2 separate regions of the Mus musculus genome follow, and region 2 is linked to region 1. Evidence: chromatin contacts called from ENCODE Hi-C or POLR2A ChIA-PET data. All regions are on one chromosome and are shown on one strand. The core of a region is the stretch at or near the end of the contact, and the rest is flanking DNA. Distances in the headings are between cores, read along the strand shown. Region 1 holds the start of 1700047A11Rik (RIKEN cDNA 1700047A11 gene). Region 2 holds the start of Hook3 (hook microtubule tethering protein 3).

Region 1 (4,286 bases), core at 768-3,267:
AGGCTAAGTGAAACTGCGTTGTACATTTGCTTTATGTTGAGCCATTCTTACAAGTTGGAAGAAGTTAAAAGCAATTGGTGAGAGCCCGGCTGTGTATTTATTTATTTGTCTTTGCTGACCTCTAATTGGGGCAAATAAAGTAGGAGTAAATTTTAAAAGGCAGAGATTAGTAGTAGAAGGCACACTGACAGTAACATCGACCTTGTGGTTTGGGTTTGGTAGCAGAAATGAGGGAAGGCTGTAGGTTTTTTGGTCTAGTGGTAGTCACAGCGTATGCCACAAATTGCACGTGGAGATCAGTGGTCAACTTGCAAAAGTCAGTTCTTTCTTTCTACTATGTGGATCTTGGGATCAAAGTCTAGTCGTCAGGCTTGTCGGCAAGCACCTTCACTCACCGAGCCATTTCGCCAGCCCACCAGGCAATACCATGCTGTCTGCCTTCAGTCTCCTATTCTCTTAAGCAGTAACAGAACAAAAAAATACCTTTTCTAGGTCAGAAGGCTGAGACTTACAGATATTACAGGATTTACCAAATAACTTACTTGTAATGAATGAGCTAGATATAGAAAAAAACTTATTCCTTCATCCTTTGAGCTTTGTATTCTTCGTATTAAACTATACTAAACATTTTGAACAGATAAAATTGAGGATAAACTCCCTTACATAGCACGCCTCATTCTCCAGCATTGCCTCGTGGGTGTGGACCAAAGAATCATACAGAACTGTAGTTTTAACTTTAAGGTTTGAAAGTAGTGCACATGAATTTAGCTGTCATCACCATTTCCTCATTAGTACTTTACGGTGTTCGCGGGGAAGGGCCTTGACGTGGCAACACCGCTTCTTAACTAACGCTTCCCCTCTCATACCTACTAATGTCCTGACCTCTTACTGTGACTTCCTGCATTTCCAGTAGTTGCCATTAAGTCTCCCCTCCCCATACCAACACCACTGCTTCTTCTCTTCCATGCTCATTCATACGCTATAATTTTGAGGACTTGTCAATCACCCTAGATGTGCTGGCTCCTGTTTTTGATGTCATAATACCACAACGGTGGTGTTAAATATTTAAAACAAAACAAAACAAAAAACCCATGTTATCTGCTAGGCAGAAGATTCCAGAAGATGAATCTAATGACAATGGTTATACATTTCATAAGTACAGTTCTAAGGGTACCTGCCATGTTAATTTATTTTAATACTTAAGCCAATTCTGTCATCCATTGTTGTGGCTGGAAATAATTAAAACTGTTAGCAGGTCTTTGTCAGAGGAAAGAGATACTGCTTCCAGAGTGACTTTACTCTGAGCAGCTGAGACCCTCCTGGTTTGGGAGTGGTGAGCATCAGGCTGGTGTGCTTTCTGCTTTCCATATAGAGATGTATTGTAGAACCCAGGATTATATAGTCGTTCAACTACAGGTTCAGTGTGTATCTTAAATTCATTGTAGTTATTTCTGTTCTATATAATAAGCAAAATTAAGGTAAGAATTTGCATAACTTAGTGCTTTGATCATGTAAAAATAAAACCAGATTATTTTTACTATGTAACAAAAGAGCATCTAAAAGGACAACTTTTAGAGTGTAGGAAAGGTGTAGTGTGGGTTCTTCTTTGCCTTGACTCCGGGTCTCACTGTTTCACTGATTTAGTCTGATAGGTACTCATGCTAAAGCTGCATCCCATGACCTTTACCTACAGCCCCAGCTCAAGTGCAGGTGTATATTCTGAGTACATACACGCTGAAAGATCATGACAGGGAGATCACAAGTTCAAGGCCAGATTAGGATCCAGAGTGTACTGGAGGGCAGCTGACAGGACCCAGACTCCCTCAAATGAATAAATGTCGGACAAAACTTTGGAACAAAGTTCAAATTTGGTTTTCAGTCTTTGCTTACCTGTGGCGCATATTTGGGACAGAGCAGCCATGAAAAGGAGGTTCTGAAGAATCAAAAGAGAAAGCTGATTGTAGCGGTTTATACAGTGTTAGCCTGCAGCTGCTTCACATCTTTTAACTTGAACAGTGACATCCCAGGTTATTCTTGTTTTCAGAGTACATTCAAGCCATTATGATGATGGAGGAATCTGTTCAGCATGTCGTCATGACAGCCATTCAAGAGGTATGTTGATTAGAGCTTTGCACTTAACAGCTTGTAACAAATTAGTGGAGAAAACTAGTTCTCACAAGAGAAATGGCAACCTTAAAAAATTATTTTATTGTCTATACCTATATCCTAATTAAGTTTTTAAGTTCACTGTGTCTGTTGTGTGCATGTTGACTTTATTTATTTCACAAATTCTTAGTTCAAGCCCAAAGTGCACAGCAATTAGGGATACAGTTGTGAAAAGATACCAGAATTCTCCGATAAAGTGTGTATCTCCCTCTTGGAGTCTCAAAGAGGAAAGTGGTTAAGCAAGAATTCATATAGTTTTAAAACTATCATAAAAGGGGAAATGCAGGACCATCTGAAGTAACAGCTTTCATGGGGACATTAAATCAGGCCATCCAGGGGCTGAGACTGAACATGGAAGGATGAGGTGAGGAAAGGGAGATAGGGAGGTGTAAAAATGCTGTAAGAGACCAAGGCAAAAGGAAGGTACGACCTGCTGGCCATGGTGGTGCAGATCTATGATCACAGCACTCAAGAGGTACAGATAAAAGGCTCAGGAGTTCAAGGCCAGTCTAAGTGAGACTGCAGAGAGGGAAGGAAGTCTGGGGAGAGGAAAAAGACCTGCATGGCATTTTATAGCAGCAGCAGTCTGCTGCCTTTTCCACCCAGCTACATCAGGATGAAAACTGTACAGGTTCTCAGCCTTCCTAATGCTGCTAATCTGTGTGTTCAGTAGGTTAGGTGTATTTAGTTTTGGCTTAATGAAACTGGGGGTTGGGTTTACAACCCCACTGTAAGTCTAAAGAACATCAATATCCCAAAGTGGAATTCTGGAATTTCCTGGTAAATAAATGTAGTATCTTACTGTGCTTGTTTGTTTTGTATTTCTATAGTGACTAGTGATTTTGAACATCTTTTTATGCCTTTGTCAGATATTTCTGTTATATCTTTGAGAATAACATCACTTGAAGTTTAGTGATTTGGGGGCCGGTATGTGTATGTATTTGACAAATGATACCAGACATTAAACCCAGATCCTAGAATATGCTCTCCCATATCCCTTGGAGCTACATCCCAGCCCCGAGAGATATCTATTCAGGAGTAAACAAAGATGGTGGCAGCCTTCAGCACCAAGGTGCAGTGCTCTGAGGAGTCTGAAAGACCCTTGGAGGCACAGAAGGATGATATGACAGAACAGGAGTCTACAGAGCCTTCAATAGCTCCAGAATAACTTAGAAAAAGGGCAAGCCTTATGAGAAGATGCTTTTTAAAAGTAGACTCATGAAATTGGAAAGAGAGATGGCCAAGCATCGTTATGAAGAATCTTTCACTACCACTGCTCAGCCAGCAGGCTGCAAGCACAAAGGTTATAGCCAGTGAGCTCTAGGGCTACTGTATCCACAACAGGGAGATGTGTGGTGTCCTGGAGCTCCCACAGAAACAGGTCGGTGCTGAAGAGAGCCAGCCCTAGGCCCACAGGTTGGCTCATCCAGCCCATGCTGCTTCCCCTGCTGGAGACAGAAAGTGTGGAGCAGCCATGCTGCCCATAGGCTACAAGCACAAAGCTCTATCCCAGCAAATGCTGGATGGCAGACAGTGAGGGCAGGAGGTGCCCTGGACACATCATCCTGACCCTGGGCAACAGCAGGGTATCCAAGACAAGTCTCAGCCATAGTCCATTATTTCTGGTACTTCAGAAACCTTGAACCAGACCAGTAGCTTGTTGCAATGAATATTAACATGTAAAGATGTTTGGGCAAAAATATATACTATGCAACACATTGCAGTTTCCAGTGCCACTACAGTGAACCATGACTGAATAAGCCATGGAAAGGTGGGACAGACAGAGAACAGAGCGGTGAAGGTGCAGGAAGAGAGGTAGAACTGGAGATGCCACTTCGGTGTGAGAGACAGCTGAGGTGGCCGAGGAACATGTCCTTGCTGAGTAGGGCCAAGAGGGTGGGTACTGCAGCCTGGAGCTTGTGCATACCCAGCCCCCAAACTCTCAGCCACATAATCACCCTAGTTCTGAGCCACAAAGTTACCCTGGTTCAGGATGTCCAAGACTAAGAACTTTCCGAATTGGTCCTCCTCAAAACCTCTATGGTCTTTGGTGTCCATGGTCTGCTGCCCTAGGCCTTGTTGAAACCTGGGGTTCGTGTGGATGTCTGTGGTCCTACAGG
Region 2 (4,286 bases), core at 754-3,253, 37 kb before region 1:
ATGCTGGACCTCTAGTCTGACAAAGATCCAGAGGCACCCACATAGATACCATAAGAACAGGAGATTCAAAGTTAGGATTTCTCAAGGTATCTCTGCTCCTGTTAAGAAGAATGTTCGCAGGAAAAACCTTTGAGAAGGCTTCAGATACAGTTATTTATTTGCTTATTTTTGGTACCAAAGATTGGTGTTTGCTAGGGTAGTGAATCTAGCACTACCTCCTCAGCCCAAGATTTTTCGAATCTATGAAACGATCGATTACATGTGATCATCAAGCAGTAGTCGATAAAAGGATCATTTTAAAAAATTTAATGCTGCCAGCGGTGGTAAGCCTTTGATCCCAGCAATCAGGAGGCAGAGGCAGGCAGATCTCTGAGTTTGAGGCCAGCCGGGTCTGCAGAGCAGGTTCCAGAATTGCCAGGGCTACACACACACACACACACACACACACACACACACACACAGCCAACCACGCAAGCAAAACAAAACAAAAACTCAATGTTTTTTTGAAATCCTAAAAGCTCAGCGAGAAAACCAACTTCAAATGGGAAAGAAGTCCCCAGGAACTGAAGAAAAAAAAAAAAAAAGTGAAGGTGTGCCCTGGGAAGATAACTTCTTCCCAGGCACTGCTAATCAAAGACTGCATGATCTGGTGGTTATGCATACCTTTGAATCCAAGATTCTCCTAGGACTCCAAAGCATATATCTTGTATCTTGTTGTCTTGGAAACGCCAATATCTTTGCATTAAGGTCGACTGTTTATTATAGCATTATTCTTAGACGCCCTAAGCTGGAACAAAGTGCACATCAATAGTAGAACGGGTACAAGGCTGTAGTCACACAATAGGATATTAGACAATCATGGGATTTTTGCAGATAATTTAATATTATTTAAAAGCCAAAGCCACAATACATATCCATTCATAAAAGTTCAAAATCAAACAAAGGAAAATTATACTACATGCATAGTCATCTGGTTAAAAAGCTAAAAGGGAAAGCTTTTAAAATAAAGTAAGTGCCTATCACAAAAATCAGATTAGAGATGGTATGGATGGAAGAACTCTTGGGAATGTGGCAATTCATTTTATTAATATTCCTCAAACATGTACTGCTACGCACTGTTCTGCATGCGACTTAAAAACGTATATGAAACCTTCTACAAGGCTTGTATTAAAAAAAAAAAATCGAAAGTCGGGCAAGGATGCACCTCAATGAAGCCAACTCCTAGCACAAGAAGCAGGCCTTAGGAACAGCAAGGGTCCTTACGCACTGGGGAACTGGCGTCCACCCTCTGTCACTTTGGGTAAAGTTTTTTGTGGGAGAAGGGGGCTCCAAGGAGGAACGCCGGGCTCCCCACAGCCGGGCCAAACCGGCCCCCAGCCTCCGAGACGCGCCCACGTCAGCCGTTCCACCTTCGCCCGGAGGGAGACTCTGGGCAGGCTCCGGCGACTCAGGGAAGGCTGCGCTCCGGCTTCCGGAGGGAAGCGGTGGGCGCGGAGCCTACCCTCGCGCGGTCCCGCAGCTCCCCCCACCGCCACCGCGCCGAGTCCCGCAGTCCGCGGGTCCCCGGCCCGCCCGTGCGGGGGCGTGGCCTGGCACACGCCCGCGGCCGGAGAGGGGGGCGCGTACCTCGTCGCGGCCGAGGAACTACCGGGCCAGTCGGCGGGTCGGCATAGAGCTCATTTCCGGGGACTACCTAGCTACTCCTCCCGTGCAAACTACAGGCGGCTTCTTAAGCCAGAGCGCCGGCGTCAGCGCACGCGCAGTGCGGAGCCCCGGCGAGGGTGAGCGGACTGGAGAGACACACAGACCGGCCGCCACCGCAGGGCCCGGCCGGGGCGCGCGCCCGCGGGCCTTGGACTGGCTCTGGGAGCGCGCCTCTAGGGGCGGGGCTGAGCGAGCGCGAGCGTGCGCAGTGGCCCTCGGACCTCGGGACTCGCGCTACGCGGCGCGGCGGGGCGCGGCGCTCGCGCAAGAGGGCGTGGGCTGGCGGCGCCGGGTGCGCGCAAGGGAGTGCGCGGCCCCGAGCGAGGGAAGGAGGGGCTGGTGACAGTGCGGAGCGATTGCCAGCGTCCGCGCCCCGGGAGCGGACGGACGGAAGAGAAGGTCCGCCAGACGCCCGGTCTGCTGCCTGACCCCTTCGGACTCAAACCCCGAGCCGAGCGGCCGCGGCTTCTGGTTGGTTGAAGGGAGACGCTGCGGCCACCCCAGGAAGATGTTTAACGTGGAGTCTGTGGAGCGGGTGGAGCTGTGCGAGAGCCTGCTCACTTGGGTACGTGGTGGGCAGCGGGCCGGTGGGAAAGCTCCGCCACCTTTTCGCGGACACCGGTGCTCGTCCCGGGGGGCGAACGCCCCGGGGCGACCTGCCGTCACATCCGGGGCTTGGGACGGGCGGAGCTGAGTAGCCGGTGCGGCCGCGTCTACACCCGCGGCCGGGTCAGGGTCAGCAGGGAGAGGCCGGGCTCAGGCAGGCTGGGCCCAGGGTCCAGGAGGAACTTGTCCGGCCTGAGATGTTGGCTGCTGTCCGAGAGGAAACCTGCCCGGTGGGGGCTAATGATGGGGTGCAGGCGACACTGTAATTAGGACTGTTTGCCTTGATGAGGCGCTGGCGTTTCGCTCCCAAGCTCCCAGTGATCCAAAGCGTTGGTTCTGCCTGGGCGCCCGGTAGAGGCAGTCGGGACCCCCTAGTTAAGCGATGCTGCTCGCCTTTGTTGTAGCGTTCAGCCAGGATGGAGTGTAGCCCCTTGAGGGATGGATGAAGCCCTGCCCATTGGAAAATAGTACATTGGCAGGGTGGATAGACAAAACATGAAGAATCACTCAGAGGCAAAACATTTAAAACGCGAGATGCATTTTGACTGTTATAAACGATGTGATGGTACCTATAAAAGGAACCAACGATAAAAATGTTGAACTGGAAAAATTGAGGGATTTCGTAATGGAACTGAAACACATTTTTAAAGCACCATGAGATTCTAATTTGGAATTGATGAGGGTTAAGGTTATCGAATTTTCAAGTAAACATGCAGGATTTTGTCAATAGTCATGGCTTAAACGGCCCTTTTCATTAGCTGGACAGTTAACCGTGTTTGTTTCTGGTTTTCATATGCTGGTTGGAGGTAGGTCCAGGCATATATGCAGAGCCATGGGATAAACCAGGAACATTCATTTTACTTACTGCTAGAAATGTTAGCTGTCCTTTTTAGAAGAACCCAGATACATTTACAGTGGCTATTGTGATACATGTTAATTTTGTTTGCTTATTGGGGGAGATGGTAGTATTTGGGCCTCCTGCATTTTAAGGGAAGGCTCTACCACTAAGCTGTTCATCTCCTGGTCTTAGTCACTTTAAAGGTAAAATGCAAATAGCAAAAAATTCTACTGAACAGTGCCTTAGGTTAGAGGTTCAGATCTCTGGAAGGTAACCATCACTGTTTTGTGCAGGAACACTGCCGAGAAGTTTGAGAACTGTTAACTTAGGTCGGTTGTAATAAATGTAAGAAAAGTAGAATCTACAGATGTGTGTGCATTTGAGATAGGATCTTGCTATGTGGCCCATTTTGACCTCAAACTATGATCTTGAATTTGTAGCAGTCTGCCTGCATCACTACACCCAGCTTGAAGTTTTGTTTTTGTTTTTGTTTTTTTATAAACTGGGTATGTCATTAATCTGATTGTGCCCTTTGAAGCAGCCTTTATACAATGGAGACCTTTATGGTTTGGTTTTGTGTTAGATCATTCTTGTAATTTCAGATCACTGGAAATAGTGCATAGTTAACATGCTCTGTAAGTTCCAACTTCAAGCCTGAAGCTAGACTTCACTGCTATGCTTCAGATAGAGAACGGCGATAGGTGACACGACAGAGCTACACCTCAGCCAAGTTTCAAATTATTCTTTAAACCAGGAAGACTTTTGAAAGGATGGGAAATGTTTCGTGCCCTGTCAGTATATAACAAGCTAGCCCAACAGAATATGCTTAAACATTAAACCTTATCCCCTCTTCCTTCCCCCTGAAGCAAGATGTATTCCTACCTGATAGGGTAAACAAAACAAAACACAAAAACCTATGGCATTACATCTGTCAGTCCCCTTTTAAAAAAATTCCCCCTTGTGTAACTGATGTGTGCACATGGGCACAGTTGGCAGCATATGCATATGAAGGTCAGTGGTCAGCTTTTTGGAATTGATGCCCTCTCCATGTTTTCCAAGCAACGAACTCAGGTCACAGGTCACCAGATCGGTGTGTAAGCACCCTCTCCTGCTCAGCCATTCCAACAGCCTGTTTGCT

Evidence for each region. Hi-C counts contacts between places; a loop is a spot of excess contacts on that map. ChIA-PET counts read pairs that join two places held with the same protein, here RNA polymerase II (POLR2A).
Region 2: POLR2A ChIA-PET joins it to region 1 with 21 read pairs in Patski. The contact joins the promoter of Hook3 here to the promoter of 1700047A11Rik in region 1. A Hi-C loop is called at or near these places in 2 of 37 maps with a recorded cell type or tissue (both gastrocnemius). POLR2A ChIA-PET finds 5 or more read pairs at or near these places in 2 of 5 experiments (Patski and embryonic stem cell).

The regions. Positions count from the first base shown.
Region 1 is chr8:26,080,340-26,084,625 of GRCm38, reverse strand. 1700047A11Rik (RIKEN cDNA 1700047A11 gene) reads right to left here and starts at 2,017. Exons shown (of 5, transcript NR_110583.1): 1 at 1,891-2,017. It overlaps Hook3 (hook microtubule tethering protein 3), which reads left to right. Exons shown (of 22, transcript NM_207659.3): 6 at 2,045-2,112.
Region 2 is chr8:26,116,941-26,121,226 of GRCm38, reverse strand. Hook3 (hook microtubule tethering protein 3) reads left to right here and starts at 2,003. Exons shown (of 22, transcript NM_207659.3): 1 at 2,003-2,269. The coding sequence starts at 2,213. Rnf170 (ring finger protein 170) reads right to left here and starts at 1,859. Exons shown (of 8, transcript NM_029965.4): 1 at 1,627-1,859; 2 at 664-787.